Linked DNA regions of Homo sapiens: region 2 is linked to region 1. The links are chromatin loops, found by intact Hi-C in ENCODE. Cell type or tissue: mammary epithelial cell. All regions are shown on one strand. Each heading gives the region's core, and the rest is flanking DNA. Links, peaks and the distances in the headings are about the cores only.

What was found. A loop is a pair of places that touch in the nucleus more often than their neighbours do. Peaks named below come from ENCODE experiments on the same cell type or tissue, not always from the same donor. Only the 100,000 strongest peaks of a DNase experiment are listed, where the experiment ranks them.
Region 2: it touches region 1 in a loop (4-fold over the local background); 9 of 110 quality-filtered maps call a loop at or near these places.

The regions. Positions count from the first base shown.
Region 1 is chr5:38,827,525-38,838,264 of GRCh38, reverse strand. All of the region lies in intron 1 of OSMR-DT (OSMR divergent transcript), which reads left to right. Among named protein-coding and RNA genes, the nearest start is that of OSMR-DT, 13 kb to the left of the region's middle. RefSeq lists an enhancer at 7,120-8,319. In mammary epithelial cell, for the core only: CTCF peaks have their summits at 6,240 (motif pointing left) and 7,399; a DNase peak (open chromatin) is centred at 7,624; H3K27ac peaks cover 3,502 bases.
Region 2 is chr5:38,901,093-38,909,092 of GRCh38, reverse strand. OSMR (oncostatin M receptor) reads right to left here. Exons shown (of 18, transcript NM_003999.3): 8 at 5,069-5,211; 9 at 4,590-4,740. Among named protein-coding and RNA genes, the nearest start is that of OSMR, 59 kb to the right of the region's middle. RefSeq lists enhancers at 460-960, 961-1,461. In mammary epithelial cell, for the core only: no CTCF peak of the experiment used is centred there; a DNase peak (open chromatin) is centred at 3,382.

The DNA of each region.
Region 1 (10,740 bases), core at 1,471-9,470:
ATAATTGTTTTTAATTTTTAACAATATTTTTCTAGTGTTTTATATTGTTATATGTTGGGGAGGGGCAGTCAATTAAACAGAGCTACTCAGCAATGGCTGAAAGTAGCACTCCCTGCAATTGTAGTTATATCTGCTAAGTGGCTAGGTTATTGGGAGGAGCTAGTATGAACTGTTTCCTTTGCTAAATTAGATTTCTCTCCAGTAGAACATTCTTTTGGATGCAACCCAGTTTTTCAGAAGATTGAAATACATTTGCATAGACCTAAATCTGGAAATTGAGTAAAAACCTTCTGAAATCAGGTACGGTTAATCTATTATGGCTGAACATCACTTTAGAATGAAGGCTTAAATAAATATTAATACCACTATAATACAAAGGAAAGAATTTTAATCAAAAAAAGAGAATAGTTAAATGCATTCTTGGATTTCCTCTGAACTTTGTTCAAATGCTAAACACAAAATTCATTTGAGTGAGTTACAGTAAGCTATACCTTTATGTTTGTTACCTTATTTGTGCTTAACTTACCTCCATGTACACTAAAACAAAAACTTCCTAAAAGCACTCACTTTTATACTCAATCTTATCAGCTACTTAAATGTAGCTCCTTTTGTCCAATTATACTGTGGCCTATGATGCTTAGTCACTTTGGAATAATGGTCAGATAGTTTTCATACTCCCACGGGAAATATATGGAGAACAGGCTAGGGAAACATGTTTATTCAAATTTAATACGAAGCAACCAAGCTAAGAGAGAAAATGATAGCACACCCAAGAAAGAAAGAAATGTTATTATATAAATTTTCTTAGCTCTCAAACCACAAATAATTATAAGAACTTATCTTCCTATCATAAGATCATGGAACATGATGCCTAAACATAAAATTGTAAATGTTTGTTTTGAAAAAGAAGACAGGCTGGGCATGGTGGCTCACCCCTGTAATCCCAGCACTTTGGGAGGCCGAGGCGAGCAGATCACCTGAGGTCAGGAGTTCAAGACCAGCCTGGCCAATATGGTGAAACCCTGTCTCTACTAAAAATACAATAATTAGCAGGCGTACTCATGCATGCCTGTAGTCCCAGCTACTCCAGGGGTTGAGGCAGGAGAATCGCTGGAACCCAGGAGCTGGAGGTTGCAGTGAGCCGAGATGGTGCCGCTGCACTCCAGCCTGGGCAACAGAGCGAGACTCCATCTCAAAAAAAAAGAAGACGACAATAGGCAATTTCTTCTGAAAATCTTCCCTGTTTTTAAAAAGAATAAAAAAGTTAAAGAATATTCTGCTTGACTGGATATTTAGGCTTACAAACATCCATACTTGCAAAATTATATACACACACACAAACACACGAATGCTCATTAGAAGAATATTGTAGTAACAAAGAACTACAATCTAAAAATCTGCTAATAGAAGACTGAAAACTATGATTCATTCTTTCAAAAGAAGGAAGATTATATATGTGTGCACCTATGGAAATATGTCCATCATGCACAACTCAGTGAAAAAGCAGAAGTCAGAAATGTATATATAGTATATCCATTTCATCTATTTAATTTCTTAATATTTATGGAGTAGATACATAAGAATGTTCTGGATAGGATTACAAGAAATTGGTAACAAGTTATTCTTGTGGAGAAGGTCTTTATAAAGATGAAGGATGAGGAGTAAGAGAAGCTTGTGCTTTTCAGAGCTGTCTGTGCAGATTGGCTTTTTATCATTGGTATTTTTACTTCTTAAAAATAATGATTTTTGAAATCAAAGAATGCCTTGCTAGAAAAGAAGCATCACTTGTTATTTTTTGAATGTTATATTCAATTTATAATCAATAAATATTTATAAAATGCTTATATACAAGGTATTGCACTAGGTTCTTTGGATAATCCATAAAACAACTTGTGCCTTGGTCCCTGTCCTCAAGAAGTTTACTGTCCAGTTGTGGACTATGACAATAAACGCTATTTGTGATAAGCACCGATTGAGAAGCACAGGCAATAGTCTTTCAGGAGTTCAGAGGAGTGATGACTTTTGACTGTTAAGGAGGAGGGGTTTAAGAGCTACGAGAAAGAAAAAGTACGAGCCTAGGACAGATAATAGAGATAACAACAGAATTATAGGAAATGAGCAAGAGGGTGTGTCTGAAAGGGGATCTTCCTCCTGACAAGGAGGGCTGATTTTTCTTATGGGAACAGCAAGATTGTTTGCAAGCATACTTTGTTGGTGAAGGCATCCTTTTACCAACTATTTCATTAGCACTATCCAGCTCTGCATGTCTCCAGGGACAGTGCTGGCTTGATTAAGCTCTGAATGGGTTTCTGAGTTGCAGGGAAACTGGAGGGAGGAGAGACCCATTTTCTACAGTATAGCCTTGTCAGAGCTGAAAGGAAGGTAGTACTTCCCAGTTTAAAGAGAGGAAGAAACTAAATTGCTTGCTGGAACCAAAGAAGACCCAGAGATGTCTGACTGACTGTTAGGCAGTGAGGCAGAAATTCCAGGCTGGTAGAAAGATCTGAACAAAAAAAAACAGACTTTATTGAAAAGGCAATTCCCAGGCCTGCTAAATGGAAAGAGAGATGTCTATTGGAAGGAAGTAAAACATTCTTCATAAAGAAGGTTTGGAGCCAGATATAAAGAAAGATATTGAATGTCATATGATAATTTTTGCACTGAAATAGACAAAGGATAAAAGTTTGACAGTTCATAAAGGATGCATTTTTTAAAAGAAAAAGAGGATAGAAAAGGATAAAATATGTCTTAAGATATATTTTAAAAAACAAAAAACAGGCCAGGCACGGTGGCTCACACCTGTAATCCCAGCACTTTGGGAAGCCGAGGCGGGAGAATCACAAGGTCAGGAGTTCGAGACCAGTCTGGCCAACATGGTGAAACTCCATTTCTACTAAAAATACAAAAATTAGCTGGGTGTGGTGGCACATGCCTGTAATCCCAACTACTTGGGAGGCTGAGGCAGGAGGATCACTTGAACCCGAGAGGCGGAGATTGCAGTGAGCCAAGATTGCGCCATCACACTCTGGCCTGGGCAACAAGAGTGAAACTCCGTCTCAGGAAAAAAAAAAAAAAAATTAGTTTCCTCTAGGAAAGTCCCTGGGTGCCTAAGGGTCAGAGAGGAGAGGCTTAAGTCTCCCTTTTTCTGTCTTTTGAATTTTTACTTATATAAATATATTATTTAAAAATTAAAATTAATAAAATGATGATTAACAGAGAGAGACTAAATTAAAGTGTTGTATGTATGAGCTGAGATTAACAAATGGGCTTTATGTAAGCTAGGCAGACCTTTGGTGCCAAATAGCCTGAGTTTAGATGTAGGCTGTGCAGCCATTGTCTGAGAATGCTGGCTCCTAGCACCTGACAACAGTTTTAGAAATTAGATTCGTAGAGCTGAAGAAGAGATGCCTCAACCCATATGGCGCTGGGTTGGGGCACAGACCCTCCCATGGGGAGGAGGTAACCCTTGTTCCAGGTCAGCCCATCAACAGATGGCAACTTCAGGGTCGTTCAGCAGACAATTCAACTTGTCTCTCTCCAAACACTCTCTCTCTCTTTTTTTTTTTTCCTTTTTTTGAGACAGAGTCTAACATTGTTGCCCAGGCTGAGGTGGAGTTGTGCGATCTGGACTCACTGCAACCTTGACCCCCTAGGCCCAAACAATCCCCCCACCTCAGCCCCCAGAGTAGCTGGCACTACAGGCATGTGCCAACATGCCCAGCTAATTTTTGTATTTTTTGTAGGGACAGGGTTTTGCCATGTTGCCCAGGCTGGTCTTGAACTTGTGGGCCCAAGCAATCCTCCCGCCTCAGCCTCCTAAAGTGTTAGGATTACAGGCATGAGCCACTGCACCTGGCCCACACTCTTTTAATATTTGTTTGTTTAAAGAACAGCATTCTGGACTGGGCGTGGTGGCTCACACCTGTAATCCCAGCACTTTGGGAGGCCAAGGTGGGTGGATCACCTCAGGTCAGGAGTTCGAGACCAGCCTGACCAACACAGTGAAACCCTGTCTCTACTAAAAATACAAAAAAATTAGCTGGGCGTGGTGGTGCATGCCTGTAATACCAACTACTCTGGAGGCTGAGGCACAAGAATCACTTGAACAGGGGAGGTGGAGGTTGCAGTGAGCCAAGATCACACCATTGCACTCTAGCCTGGGCAACAAGAGTGAAACGCCATCTAAAAAAAAAAAAAAAAAAGAATAGCTTTCTGTATAAAACTACAAAATTATACAAAAACAGAAGAAAATAGTAACTATCCATTTACTTAAAATAGGAAAAAATAACCCAAATATTTCTCATTTATGACAGCAACATAATTAGAAATAACCAAAATATTGCTATTTACTTACAATAATGTAAAGTTGGAAGCCACTTGTAGGTCTTCCATTAGGTCGGTTTACTTAAGGCATCATTTCACTAAGTGCAGTAATTCACAGAGGCTTGTTTCTCACTCAGATCATATAGTCTGATGCCGATTAGATGGTCTTTTCTCTGCTAAGTGGTAACTCAGGAATCTAGGCTGCTTCCGTATTACAGCCATGTCAACTAGAACCTCCAAAGCCACTGCAGCATCAGACAAGAGAGCTGGAGGGAGACATGAGTTTTTTAGCCCCGGGCCAGTCATTTTCACCCACACTCTATCAGCTGGAACCCAGTCACATGGCCCCAGCAGAACTGCAAGTGAGGTGGGGAAATGCGAGCATCCCATGTGCACAAGGAGAGGCAGCAGCGGACAGAATGAGCAAGCACACTGGGCACAGGAGGAACTTTGTTAATAAATTATGATATATCTTTATAGTGGAATATCATTTAGGCTTTAAAAATCAGATTTTGAAGAGTACTTAATGACAGGAAAATGCCAATGATAAGTGAAAAGAATGTAGACTCAGGATTCTAATTTGGGAAAAAATCATACATGTATATACGTACTTAAAATATAGACTAAGAGGAAATAGAAAATATGTTATTTGTGGTTATCTCTAAATAGTAGGGTTATAAGTTACTTTATTTTTTACAGCTTCAAAGACATTGCTAAGTTTTCTTAATTGATCACATATTTTTTCGAAAAGAACTATGGATAACTTGAAAGCCAAGGCTTTTTTTTTTTAAGTGAAAAAGAAATTCTCAGACCATCGAAAGTATAAGTTGTTACAGATACGAATCTGAAGTTATGCTAGTAAGCTTTTTTATCAGCAGAGGGCAGCTCTTTAGTGCTTATTTTTCCTGGTGGCATAGATGTTAGCCACATTCCCTGTTTTACACATTCGCTGTGGTCAGAATCACATATTAGATTTATTCCCTGGGAAGGAGAAGCCAAGGCTGAAACATATCTGTCAGTTGCAACACTTATTGAACAGTATATATTTTGCTGAAGAAAGCAACTAAGCAAACCAGCTCTGCCCCTTCAGAAGGTCTTAGAAAGCAGACAGAACTAACAATCTACAGCCTCAATCATAAAACTGTGGACACACTGAACTATCACACACCACGGGAACACTGACTTCACCAGAAAGCGACCACATTTTGTTTGGAAGGGAATGAGGACTAGGCCAAGGCGGTTTGATATTCCGGTAGGAAAGGGCTAGACAGAAACCATATTTCATGTGTACAGTGAGACTTTGTGGATTAAAAACTATCATTTTTAATGTCCATCCAAGGCAAAGAATATTAACAGGATATGAACAGACTAAATATGGATGGCTAATTAAAATACAAAAATGTGCTCAATATGTATTTTTAATCTATCATGTTGAAAATTTTACAAGATTGGTCATGTCCCAGTGTTGATGAGGTATGTGGATCAACAGTTAATTCTCAAATGCTGTTGGTGGGAGTATAAATTAGCCTTTGTACTACCAACATTTTAAATGTGTGACTACTTTGATGGACAATTGCCCATCAATTGCTCCTTTACCTCAAGGTAACTCACTCAGCAGAGATAATGTGGGTGATGTGAGCAAGGCCTGTGCTGTCCTGCTGTTCAGCTCCCTAACCTAAGCCTACTCTCAACCCCTCAACCAGCCTAGAAAAGGTCCAAAGCAGGAGAGAGAGAGAGAGAGAGAGAGAGAGAGGAGAGAGAGAAGGAGAGAGGAGAGAGAGAGACAGAGAGACGGAGAGAGACAGAGAGACAGAGAGAGAGACAGAGAGGAGAGAGAGGAGAGAGAGAGGAGAGAGAGAAGGAGAGAGGAGAGAGAGAGAGAGAGAGAGAGAGAGCCCCCCTATAGAGCCCTCTAGTGGCTGCTTTTTAGAGAACTGGCCACTTGAGGAATTTGCTTCACGTCTTCCCACCACGGTGCAAAAGGCAAGACTGACATCAGAGGACTTTGATGCTTGGCTACCTGATCCTACCACCACCACCTGAGACTGGCCAGGCACAGCCCTCTAGCTTGACTTTGCCTAAGATGAGCTCTGGGCATTCCCAGAGTGGTACAACTGAAAATTCCTTCCCTGCTAGTTAAAGAAAAAATTGTTCATGGATAATTAATAAAGCCTGTTAAGAAAGACTTTATTCGGACCATCCCATAGGTATAGGGACCACAGCAATGGGATTGCAACTCCAAATACAGCATGGGCAAGTAGAAATGTATAGCCAAGGAGCAGGGTGGTGGTCAGTGGATGGAAAAGTGCTAAGGGAAACCTGAGGAGTAAGGGGGATTCTGTGTAAGGCAACCTCACAAGACTCTTGCTGAAGACAGGCCAGGGTGATAAGACATCACCTGGGAGATGGTGAATGATAAAGAACCTGATCAGATATTGAGGGTGGGTGGGGTAGGGGGTGGTCTTGCTAAACTGACTTAACAGAGTTCTTGCTAAAACTAGATTTTACGAGGAAATACACATATGAGCCTACGAGAGGGTTCAGGACTCTGACTAAAGTTTGGCCAAGCGAAGGATTTTTGTCACGGTGCCCCAATGCATACAGACAAGGAATCTGGCAAAATCCCCAAAGATGTTATCTTATGTGGAATCCCCTGGAAGCACAGGGACACACTGGTAAGGCAATTCCCTGGAGCAACTTAGGTTTCCAATTGCTTCCTTGAAAATATGCAAACTAACTTTTTTAATGACCTCGAGTTATACAAGGTTGAGCAAGTAAGGAAAACATTATATAGGTAGGAAAGAATGGGGGGTGGGATAGGGACACAAAGGAACGTTTAGGTTTGTAAAGTGCTTATTGCGTGCCAGGGATCAGGGCTGCTACCTATACTGGTGCAATGTGCTGGCCCACCCACAAGCTCTAAGGCACCTCTGCACACATTAGAGAAAAGTAGGTGCAGGGTTTAGCAGAAAGACAGAGATTTCGTGTGAAGCCAAACATGCCCTATTCTTGGGTATATGCAGCTGCATGTCGAGACACACAACTTGGCAAGAAAAGGGGACTTGAATGTGGTTCCTGCTCACCTCCGCCCTGCTGGCCAAGGACCTTGGTGGAGTGCACCAACCCCCAGCTATATCAGCAACCTCCAGTTTTGCCAATGCCAAAGGCCCCCAACCAAGAAAAATAGTGAGAGCTAAAATCTAGCCCTTGCTTTGCTGGCCCTGAGCCCTGTGTCAATCTGGAGGGGTCACCCTTGTGTAATAAGCACAAAGTTACCTTTGTGCCAGTGGCCCTGACTGTATGTTGTGTCATCCTCTAATTCCCCTGTGAGGTAGTCAGAGTGGATTTACTGTGAAGCTAATGACACAGACTTTTCCATAGACCCAGAGAGAGGCTCAAGGATTGGTTTACATGGTCATGTTTTGTCCTAACATTTGCAAAAGCAGGATAATTTAACTGTATAATTATAATAATGTAAACTTGCATAAAATTTCACCTAAAAATATTGCCATAGCAACTTTTGAAGACAAGTACAATTATTACCCCATTTTATAACTGAGACAGAGAAAAGCTCAGTAGCATTGCTGTTGAGTGGTAGGTAGAGCTTGAATTTGTTGCAAGCTGGCTGACTCCAAGGCCAAAAGATCATGGGGAATATGTATATTGTTTCCAAGAAGACAAAGTTTCCAAGAGCATCCTACAAGGTGCTGTTCATTCTTGCCCCAAATTCTCCAGATGTCATGAGATATAGAAGAGAAACATCTTTCGATGTTGTTCTAGTCAGAGGAGACTTCTAATAGGCAGAGAACAAGTTATGGAAGCTGTTCCTGAAAGATGCAGTTGTCATTGTGGAACCAGTCTTGGATATTGTGTGGCAGCTGGACCACACAGCCATTGTTATAAAGGAGAGCAATATGCCTTGTGACCCTTGTATTATTTAGGGTATAGTCTTTCAGGGAGAAACAACTTTTCCTCTGTCCTCTTAGGTTCAGTATCTGGGGGCCTGTGAATTAAACTAACAAAAGATAGATTAATGAGAGAAAAAGCGTGCAATTTTTGCTAATATTTATATGCACAAGAGTTCACAGAAAAGAAGTGAAACTCAAAGAAGTAGTTAGACTTCTAGTTTACATATAATTTTAATAAAGGAAAATTTGAACTTCAAGGGATGATAAATCATGGGGAAGTAACTAGGAAATATATGGGGGAAACTAACAGAAGATAAAGGTTCTTTTCCTAAGGTCTGTTATGCAGATTTATCTTGGTGCCAACTCTCCATCTCTGGTGATATAAGTTGCTCTCCTTTTCCTGATACAGGAGATAGACACCATAACAAAGGGAAACTCATGCCCAACTTCTAGGCAGATAAAGGGAGGGTGGAGAACTCTTCTACATCTGTTGATTTTCAGTTGCCTTTGGGTCAAAATAAACCTTACGTTAAAGTGGCATATTTTGGGGTAGCGTATCCTGATCCCCTTCAAGTAAAGAAAAAAAAAAAAACAACAACACTGTGGCTTACCTAAAATCTAAATTTATCTCCCTCCCATTTAACAGTCCAGAATAAGTGGCCTGGGTCGGTAGGACAGCTTTATCATGCTCAATATATGGCTCCCAAGATTTCTTCAGCCAGCCATCACCTAAGGCACAAGTGAGAGTCCCTTTGGTTCAGACAGAATCACATGGTCACATCTAGCTGCTTAAGAAGACAAGAAATTAGTCTCTAGCTGGGCTCGTGTAAAACTTGGGGATTCTTTTACCAAAAAAAATAGAAGGGAAGATGGATATTGGGAGATTATTGGCAGTATCTACCAAAGTCATGAAGCCAACAATGGTTTGACTTAGGGAACTCTGGGGGTTGAGGACTGTGAGTATGATGTAAAAATTAATGTGAATTTTAGGACAAAGAAGATGAATAAGAGAGACAGCTTTCCCTGGGGGTAATGGGATACAGGTTGCACGAGGCAAAAAGAAAAGTGGAGCACAGAGACAGCCACTTCAGGGAACTTTCCTGTGCTGTGGGTGAGGATAATTCCACAACAAGAAGATACAAAGAAAATCTGAGAGTCACTTCTGTTCACTCACAAGATGATTTGCGAGACCCAAGAAGAAGACCTGTTAGCTTAGAGAACAGGGAGAGGATTTTTTTTTTTTTAATGACACAAAGGAGAAAGATTGAAACTTTTCTAGTCTATCCACGGCAGAGTTTATCAATCCTTTACTGAGGAACGATTCACTATCACACAAGGTCTCATGGATGGTAACCACATCCTTCCTCTTCCTTCCTCAACCAACCTCTGTAAAGAGTATTCTAGGACTCATTGTCTCTACCTTCTCATCTTTCTACCAATGAAGCAGCTCCTGTTTTGGTGTTGAGGGACATTGTTATTGCCCAATTCAGCAGTACTTTACATTCTTACATGGTGTTTCTCTGCGTCACCTATTTTAAATAATTAACCATTTCCTTCTTCCTCATATTATTTCTTGTCATGATTTCTATGACATCAGTTTCTCCTAATTCTCTCCAGCTTCATCTTCTCATTCTCCTCCCTAAACTGCTTGTCTACTTACATCGTGGTTTGTTAGAAAGAGTAGATTGGCTCACTCAAGTTGATCTTAACCTCCTCCTGAGTTTCAGGGGCTGGAAAGCTAAAAAGCTACATATCCTAAACTCCTTTGTTTCTTGAGTTCCAGACATATTTTAGATTCTGCCAATCAGATGGACTCATATAGTATGGAGACCTGAAAAGAGGCGGGTGGATGCAAGGAAGCTATTTTGGGGAAGAATCTGATAAAGGCATTTATTAGATTTTCAATAAAATCCATGTCTTAGTCCATTTTGGCTGCCTAAACAACAAATGTTTATTTCTTACAGTTCTGGAGGCTGAGGAGTCTGAGATCAAGCTATCAGTAGATTTGGTGTCTGGTGAAAGCCTACATCCTGGTTTATAGATGGCCATCTATGGCCATCATGTTATGTCTTCACATGCAGGAGGGATGGAGGGAGCTCTCTCTCTAATAAGGGCACTAATCCCATCCAGGAGAGTTCCCCTCTCATGACCTAATTGCCTCTCGAAGACCCCACCCCCTAATCCTATCATCTTGGGGGCTAGGATTTCAACAGATGAATTTGGTGGGGGGAACACAAACATTTACTCCACCACAGTCTATAAACCACAAGCCATAAACAGTCTATAAGCCATAAACAGGGTGAGTCACTGCTTTATGCCTTCTTTCTAGGAAATGCATCTGCTCTCACGTTTCCATTTCCTGTGTGCGCAGATGATTTCTATGTTAGTCAGCTATTAACGCAAAAATGCTGCATAACAAACCACCTATCTTAGTCTGTTCTGTGCTGCCATAACAGAATTACTGGAGACTAGGTAATTTATAAAAAACCAGAAATTTATTTTTCACAGT
Region 2 (8,000 bases), core at 1-8,000, 72 kb before region 1:
CTCTATCAGATCAGTTTGATCCTTTCTTTAAATGGACATTTTGTCTTTTATCTCCTGTGTCATTTTGTTGTATTCCTTAGATTCCTCGGATTGGGTTTTCACTTTCTCTTGGATGTTGATGATCTTTGTTTCTATCCATATTCTGAATTCTAATTCTGTCATTTTGAACAGGTTAAGAACCATTGCTAGGATGCTAGTGTGGTCTTTGGAGGTAAGAAGATACTCTGGCTTTTTGAGTTGCCACTGAGTTCTTGCATTCTTTCCTTCTCATCTGTGTGGGCTGATGTTCCTTTAGTCTTTGAAGTTGCTGTCCTTTGGATGGGTTTTTGTTTTGTTTTATGTTTTATGTTATTTGATGTCCTTGGGGGACATCTGATTTTGATATAAGATGGGTTCAGTTGACTGGGTTCCCATCTGGAAGATTTTAAGGGGCCAAAGCTCAGCTTAGCACTCCTGGTCTGCATGCTCTAACTCTGCAGGACTGGTATCAGGCCCCCACCTTTGTTCTCTGGCCCCTCAAGGCTAGGAACCTGCTGTGTTGGAGAGGCCGAACTGATCTCAGTCTGCTGGCCACAAAACTCCAATGAGTGGTGCAGGCCAAAGCACTTCATCAGGGTAGTGGCAGCAGGGTCCATGCTCACTCACATGTGCCAGCAGCTAGGGCAGTGCAGTGGTTTGTATGTGCATCAGCTGGGGTGGGGTACCTCTGAGAGTAGGGCTGCAGGGTTCCTGCATGCAGTTGCCCTGGTGGGGGGATGCAGGCAGAGGCAGAAGTGCCAGTGACAGTGCTGGCACTGGTACTGGCAGTGGTGGAGGCAGGAGGCTACCAGTCTTTGTGCATGAGTTTGCACAGGCAGCAGTGGCAGTGCAGGGGTGGGTAGAGTTGCCAGCATCCATGCATGCATTCACATTGGCAGTTGTGGTGGCACTGGGAAGGCAGGGCCGTGGTTGTCTGTGTGCTGGTTTGCAGCAGCCACAGTGGCAGCACAGGGGTAGGGGCAGAGTTGCTGGTGTCTGTGCATGCATTTGTGCCAGTGATGGTGTTGGGGGGGTTGTGGGGCCATGCACACATTCACGCTGGTGGCAGTGTCAGCAGGAGTGGGGGTGGGGCTGCTGGTGTCCATGCACTCTTTCACACCAGAAATGGAAGCACCAGGGGAGGCAGGGCCACACGTTGTGCTTATGCCAACAGCAGCAGTGGGATATGTGCACACATAAGCCATTGGAGGAGAAGAGGCAAGGTCCACCCACACGTGTGCACTGGCAAAGTGGTGGTGGGGTGACCATGGACAAGTGCATACTGGCAAGGTGGCATTGGGTAGGCTGTGGTTGGGGGAGGCTGCAGGTGGGCTGATGCATGTCAGTAGGGACTGTTCTGCTGGAAATCTCCAATGGTCAGGTGCCATCTGCCAGCAAAGCAGCTATGATATGGTCCCCTAGGAAGCACCATAGTTGGGCATCTGAGGCTGCAACTCCAGCTAGTGTGGCAAGGCTGGAGCCTCAGGAGTGGCCAGCAGACAGGGGATCACTCAGATTGGACTGGCCCCATCTCATGGGTAAGACCATTCTCCTCTGTCTAGGTCTCATGGTCACCCTTTGGCCAAAGTCTCCTAGAGGAGCAAGGCAAGGCTTGGGGGATTTGTGTCCCTGGCCATGCTCCACTGCAGATGTTTCTGCACCAAACCCTCTGGGCCCTGCCCAGGATGGAGCTCTATTCCTACTACCTCTCTAAGAAGCTCTTCCTGCCAGTCCAATTGTCCATGAGGGTTGTGGGGTTTCCTGCTGCCTGGATTCCAAAGGTCCACGGCAGGGGCAGGCCGCCTGTTCAACCCCTTCCCCAGGAGTTGCTGGGGGCCAAGAACGAGTGTGGGTGCTTCATAGCCCTGTGCAGGGTATGCAGCTTCCTGACCCTTCAGCCCAGCTTCTGCATTCTCCCTGTGTCCACTCTTAATGTAGGGTTTTCTAGGTATAGAATCATATCATCAGCAAAGAGAGTTTGACTTCTTTTCCTTTTGGGATGTGTTTCTCTTGCCTGATTCCTCTGGCTAGGACCTCCAACTTCTATTTTTTAAATATGATTTCTGCATACTAAAATGGTTTAAAAAAATTTTGGCTGCTAAGTGTGAAAGTGTTAAATAGCAACTGTCACGAAATTAACAAAATTTAACAAAATTAAGGTGTTTCAAATATTAAAAAATAACTTTCCTATTTTTTTTAGTTTTTGGTTTGTGAGAGGACAAGTAATTTTTGATCTGATTCAGAACATTTCTTTGAAAGAAGAACTGTTTTGGAACATAACATTAAAATGTATCTCTCTATCTTATAAAAATATAATCTTTTTTGCCTAATAATTGACATTTAAGTTTTTTATTTTAGTTGCTGACTCAACACTTTATACTTTAAGTTAAAGGTGGCCATATATTTTTAAATCTATTAAAGCAGATTTCAATTTGCTAAATAAGTCATTGGAGAAGCCAATATTAAATTTAAAACTTTATTGAAATACTCAGGGACAATATCTAAGCTCAATGCAAAATCTTCAGCTGGCTTGTAAATTACTATTTATAACAAAAAAGTGCTACAATACAGTTGATAGCACTATATTTTATAAACAACATCATTTATACCATCAATTCATTTAACTCAATGTCTGCTCACTATAATTATACTTAAGCATGGTTATAATACACATAAAGATTTGAGTTTTCCAGCATTAAGCAAAGCGTGATCAGAAGTAATAAAAAATTCCTATAGGTTCACCTTCAGTAGATTCATCTCATTTTCTTGTCATCATCAAAAGCAAAGTTAAGCGTTTTCAAGATGTTAGATTATTACTATAATCTAAAAGAAACTCTATTCTTTTGCCATCTTCCCTTTTTACATAATTTTAGTTATGTTGGAATAAATTTTCAAAAAAAAAACAGAAAACGTAAAGCAAAATAATAAAAATTCTTTTCTAAAACACACTGAGGAAAATGCAACATTCCTCTCAGGAACAGGGCCTTCCAGAACAAAGATTATTGAGGAACCCGTACACCTAGGAAAAATTACTGGAGTCTCAATGGGCTTGAGGATAGGCAGACACCACCAGGGAAGCGGGGAGGCCTGCAGAACTTGACTAATGACCATCCTCATGTGTGGATTCTGATTAGCGGTGCCCACTACCCCCAAATTAGAGTCACTGCTTTAAAATGGTCCTCCCAGAATCAGACAGAAAGAGTTCTGCCAGCTGCCATACACAAATAAGAAGAATAATAAAATACATATGTATAATCCTTCCTTTGGCACTAAAATAGCCAGGACTTGAATCAACAAGATCTAGAGGTTGTAATAACACCAAGAGAGAGAACACACAGAATTGAGCTCTGATTAAGGGTGGAGCTCTGGTGTCAGGCTGCCTGGACGTGAGTCGCAGCTCAGTCAGTGCCTGGCTGAACCAGTTAAATTACTTAATCTTTCTGTGCCCTGATATCCTCTGGCATAAAATGAGGATCATAAGAGCACCTACTGCGTGTTGTCAGGATGAAAAGAGAGGAGCACAGAGGGCCCTTCGAGCTATGTATGGCTCACAGTAAATGTTGACTCCTATGATTTTTTTTTTTTTTGAGATGGAGTCTCACTCTGTTGCCCAGGCTGGAGTGCAGTGGCACGATCTCAGCTCACTGCAACCTCCACCTCCCAGGTTCAAGCGGTCTCCTGCCTCAGCCTCCCGAGTAGCTGGGATTACAGGCGTGTGCCACCACGCCTGGCTAATTTTTATATTTTTAGTAGAGATGGGGTTTCACCATGTTGGTCAGGCTGGTCTCGAACTCCTGACCACGTGATCCACCTTCCTCGGCCTCCCAAAGTGCTAGGATTACAGGTGTGAGCCACTGCACTCCTAAGATTATTACGATGTCTGTACCATTCAGTAACTGCAATCAGGGCAAATCTCTTCAGTTATGGGTGCAAGTTGCCTCATCTGTAAAATGGGCAACAGTTATCCTTTATGACATTGAGTTGGAGGGAGATGGAAGCAGGATTGGGCCATCAAATCTCCTGAGGCCCATTTGAGTTCTCAGACATAGTTATTTAGCAGGAAAAGTTTGCAGTCAATACTGAGGAAACCCTGCCACAGAGCATGCTGGAGAGGGCACACAGTGTGGCATCACCGGAACAAATGACTCACAAATAACCATTAAGGTTCCAAATGTCATTACATTTCCAAACATGGCCTCAAGTTGTTTAGGATGAGACCAATGCTTTCCTTGTCATTAACACTTCCACTGTCCTGAATTAAAGGTGTATACTAATTTATATAGCTCCAGATCTACTGTGAATCCAGCAAAGTGATGGCTTGAAACCATTTTGGGAAAATGAAAGGTAAGAGAGAAGATAGGCAGTATAAATAAAATACTACTGTCAACTGTCTGAGGTGGATGGTTTCCCATTCACTTCTCATGAGGCACCTAATCTAATTTTTTAAATGCTACCCCGCCTCTGTTTAAATATTTTTCTCTTAGTTTTTGGTACAACCAAAATCTCTTAAGGAAACCAGTCTAACTCCTAAGACCTACTTCTTTGGGTTAAATGCCAGGGGCTGAACATACCAGCTTCAAGTGTGGTGAAGTTCTGACCACTCCATTCACTCCATTTCCAGAAGTGGCTGGCATCAGCACACCGTACTCGCGCCATGTACTCTGTGGCAGGTTCCAGTTCACTTAAGAAGTACTCACCGTTCACCTTGATGGAAACATTGTACTGCTTGATCAAAAAAGAGAAGAAAAGAAAAAAGAGAAAAGAACAAGACAGAAACATTGGTGAGTGCATCCCATTACAAAGGCAAACCAGAGCACAGCAAATCCTGACCTGGAGTAAGATCAGTTCTTCTTTGGGGGGAAAAAAATCTTCAAGGCCCATTTCCTAACCATAAAAGTGTATGATTAATTTCATGGACCTTTTAAAACAGATGACCCACACCATTTGAACCTACACAGAAATAAGAGTTTAAAGTGATTTTATTCATCAGTGTCTCTGTTCAGGACAAAAAAAGAATTTTTGAAAATAGAAAATTAAGCAGGGTTCTTACTTGCATCATTTTTCCTTCACCATGGAGTTCAATCTGACACAAATATGTGAAATTATTCCTTATGGAGTGCACCTTCCAGGTCATGATGGCATTTGTGGCATTTACATTTTCAAAGTTGACACTAAAAGGATTCATTAAATAAACTGTCAAAAAAAAGAAAAAGAAACAAAAAAATTCAAGCATAGATCCAAAAAGACATTGGTAATAGGCAGTTTATTTCTTCATTTATTTGTTCAACAAGTATTTTTGTTCACTTTTGAGAACATGACAAACAAGAACTTACAGACAAGCTAGAATGAGCCAACTACAGCCTTTCTCTCTCAATGATTCTACTGCATGCATTGAACAAAATACAAAAAGAAACTACTTGAGGACTCTTAAAATTAAACACAAGTAGGCAAATTGGGAAGGGGAGTCAAAACTTGGAGAAGATGGCCCACAGCGGAGAATTTTAACAGAACTCAGAGTGTAACCAAAATAACATTAACAATGTCAAGGATATAATCCAAAATATGTAGACTGTGCTAGGAATGCAACATCTTTAGATGAGAGGGGGATTGGCCAGAACAGCTCAGGCTCTGTTCCAGTCCTCCCTAGAAAGAGGATGTCCTTTAATGCTTTAGTGCAGCGAGTCATGTGTTGTCACGATATAAAATCCAGGATGGATGCTTCTGAGGTCTCTCAGCTATGGTACAAGTGAAGAACTCAGAGATAAGATTCTGTTTGCCCTGGGCAGCTCTCCGCAGCCTTGGGGACCAGCAGCAATAAATCCAAGGCTTGTGTTATCCCTTGCTGCCTGTCTGATGGTAACAAATCCATTTCACGTAACTTGTTGTGTATGAGTGTATTCTGTCTCACTGGACTCGGACAGTTGATAACCAGTGCACAGAGAGCACCTGCTTCACAAAATTGGCACAGCAAGCAGGATTCAATCTGACAGAACAATGGCTCATTGGTGAAGTAGAAGGGGCAATACCCTATCTCATACCTGGCCCACAGTGGAGACATCAGACCAGCTAGATGTTTTATGGGGAAGAAGCAGTGATAAGAGAGACACAGGCCACACATACACCCCGAGAATGTGGGTGAGGTGGCTGCATGGATTGTGGCGGAGGAAAGAAGCGTGGAAACAGGGGAGCTTAGTGCACATATGTGATTGCTCCTTCCTGGGTATTCAGATGCATCTGGAGGCATCTGAGAGAGAATTAAAAAGAGGTCCTCTGATGGTCCTTGAGACATCTGAGAGGGAACCAGCATGCACAATGCAGGCCTTCACAGAGAACGTGACTCAAGATCCAAAGGACACACATAGACATAAGCAGTAAGCTCTCAAGCAACCTGGTTGGTCTGTTTGTTGGATAAAGGGACACTGCAGACCCAAACGGTGCAGTTAGGGTTGTTGCCAAAGTCTCTAGGTGCTTACCGAAGGGCACTGGCCTAATACTCTTGTTAAGAGAAAAGAGAAAAAGAAGAAAATTCAGACTTTTGTGGAGTTCTTGGATACTGGAGCCCACATGACAATATTTCCTTGTTCTTTTAGGGGAAAAATTAAACTGATGACATTGGGAGGTTTTCGGACAAACATAGTGACCCAAGATGCTTATCTGGTTGTGGGCAGGGCCCGTTGGGCCATTTTAGGTGCCAGAGACCATGGTTCCTATCAGTCAGTGCATCATAGGCATTGGCATTTTGGCTGCTTGGGGCACAGAAGGCCACCTCCATCTGAAGGGGTATGTTCCCCCAACACAGCTAAGGATTTAAGCCATAACAGTGGGGCATATCCACTTCCGCCTGCCACCTAAGCTCCCCAAGTTCCAATGGCTTATTCAACAAAAGTAGTACTCTTATACATACTGAGTGGAGAATAGGACAGTATTTTGTTAATTGAGGACTTAATACAGATATAAATATTATAAACCACCCTCTCACAATATAACAGCCCAGTTTGGCTGGTCGCAAAAGGCTCTCCAGGGCATGGAGACTAACCATGGACTATCACAGGCTAAATGCCAAGGCCACTTAAGCTGAACACCAAAGAAGTATCCCCGATACAGCCAAACAAAAGTGTTGTCTCTTGTGGCATCCTCTAATAAAAATGAGGCCCAGCAGCTGGTAGGCCTCTTTGAGTACTGGAGACCACATATACCTAACCTGGGTGTCCTTTTGCTCTCCTTAGTCAAATTGACCAGCAAACCCACCAATTTTAAATGAGGTTCTTTGCGACAACAGGCCTTGGAAGCCATTCAACAAGTTGTGGTCCAGGCACTGCTTTTAGAACCCTTAAAGCCTGCTAGCTCAATAAAATTACAGATGTCCAAAACCTCCATGCACGCTGATTGGAGTCTCTGGCAAGAAAAAACTACCACTGGGATGTACCAGCCTCTCACATTTTGGACATATAAGTTGCTTGAAGCAGCCCCCAGATACACCGCTTTTAAACAGCAACTCCTTGCTTGCTACTAGGCACTAGTCTCTGGACACTGAGCATCTTATGGCCAGAGCACCATACATGACACTACAACATGAAATGCCCATTCTTACTTGGGTTCATGCAAACTCCACCAATCAAATTAGACAGGCTCAACAGAGCTCGATTATTAAATGAAACTGGCACATCGAAACTGGCACATTTAAGATCATGTCCACCCAGATCCCAAGGGACCAGTAGGTTCCATGTATAAATGGCTAGCTAACCAAAAGTGACCAAGTAACCTGTTGAGGATGTTTTGGCTCCTCCTATGGGTTCAAAAATATGCCTACCAATGGTCTGGCGTGGTTTACTAACAGTTCTGCCAAACTAAAAGCAGATGGGGTCCATTGGGCTGCCACCACCATCTGGCCAATAGATAGCCAACTTTTGACTGAGACTGGACATGGACATTCTATCCAATAGGCTAAACTACATACAGTGGCAATGGCCACGCCAGCCGCC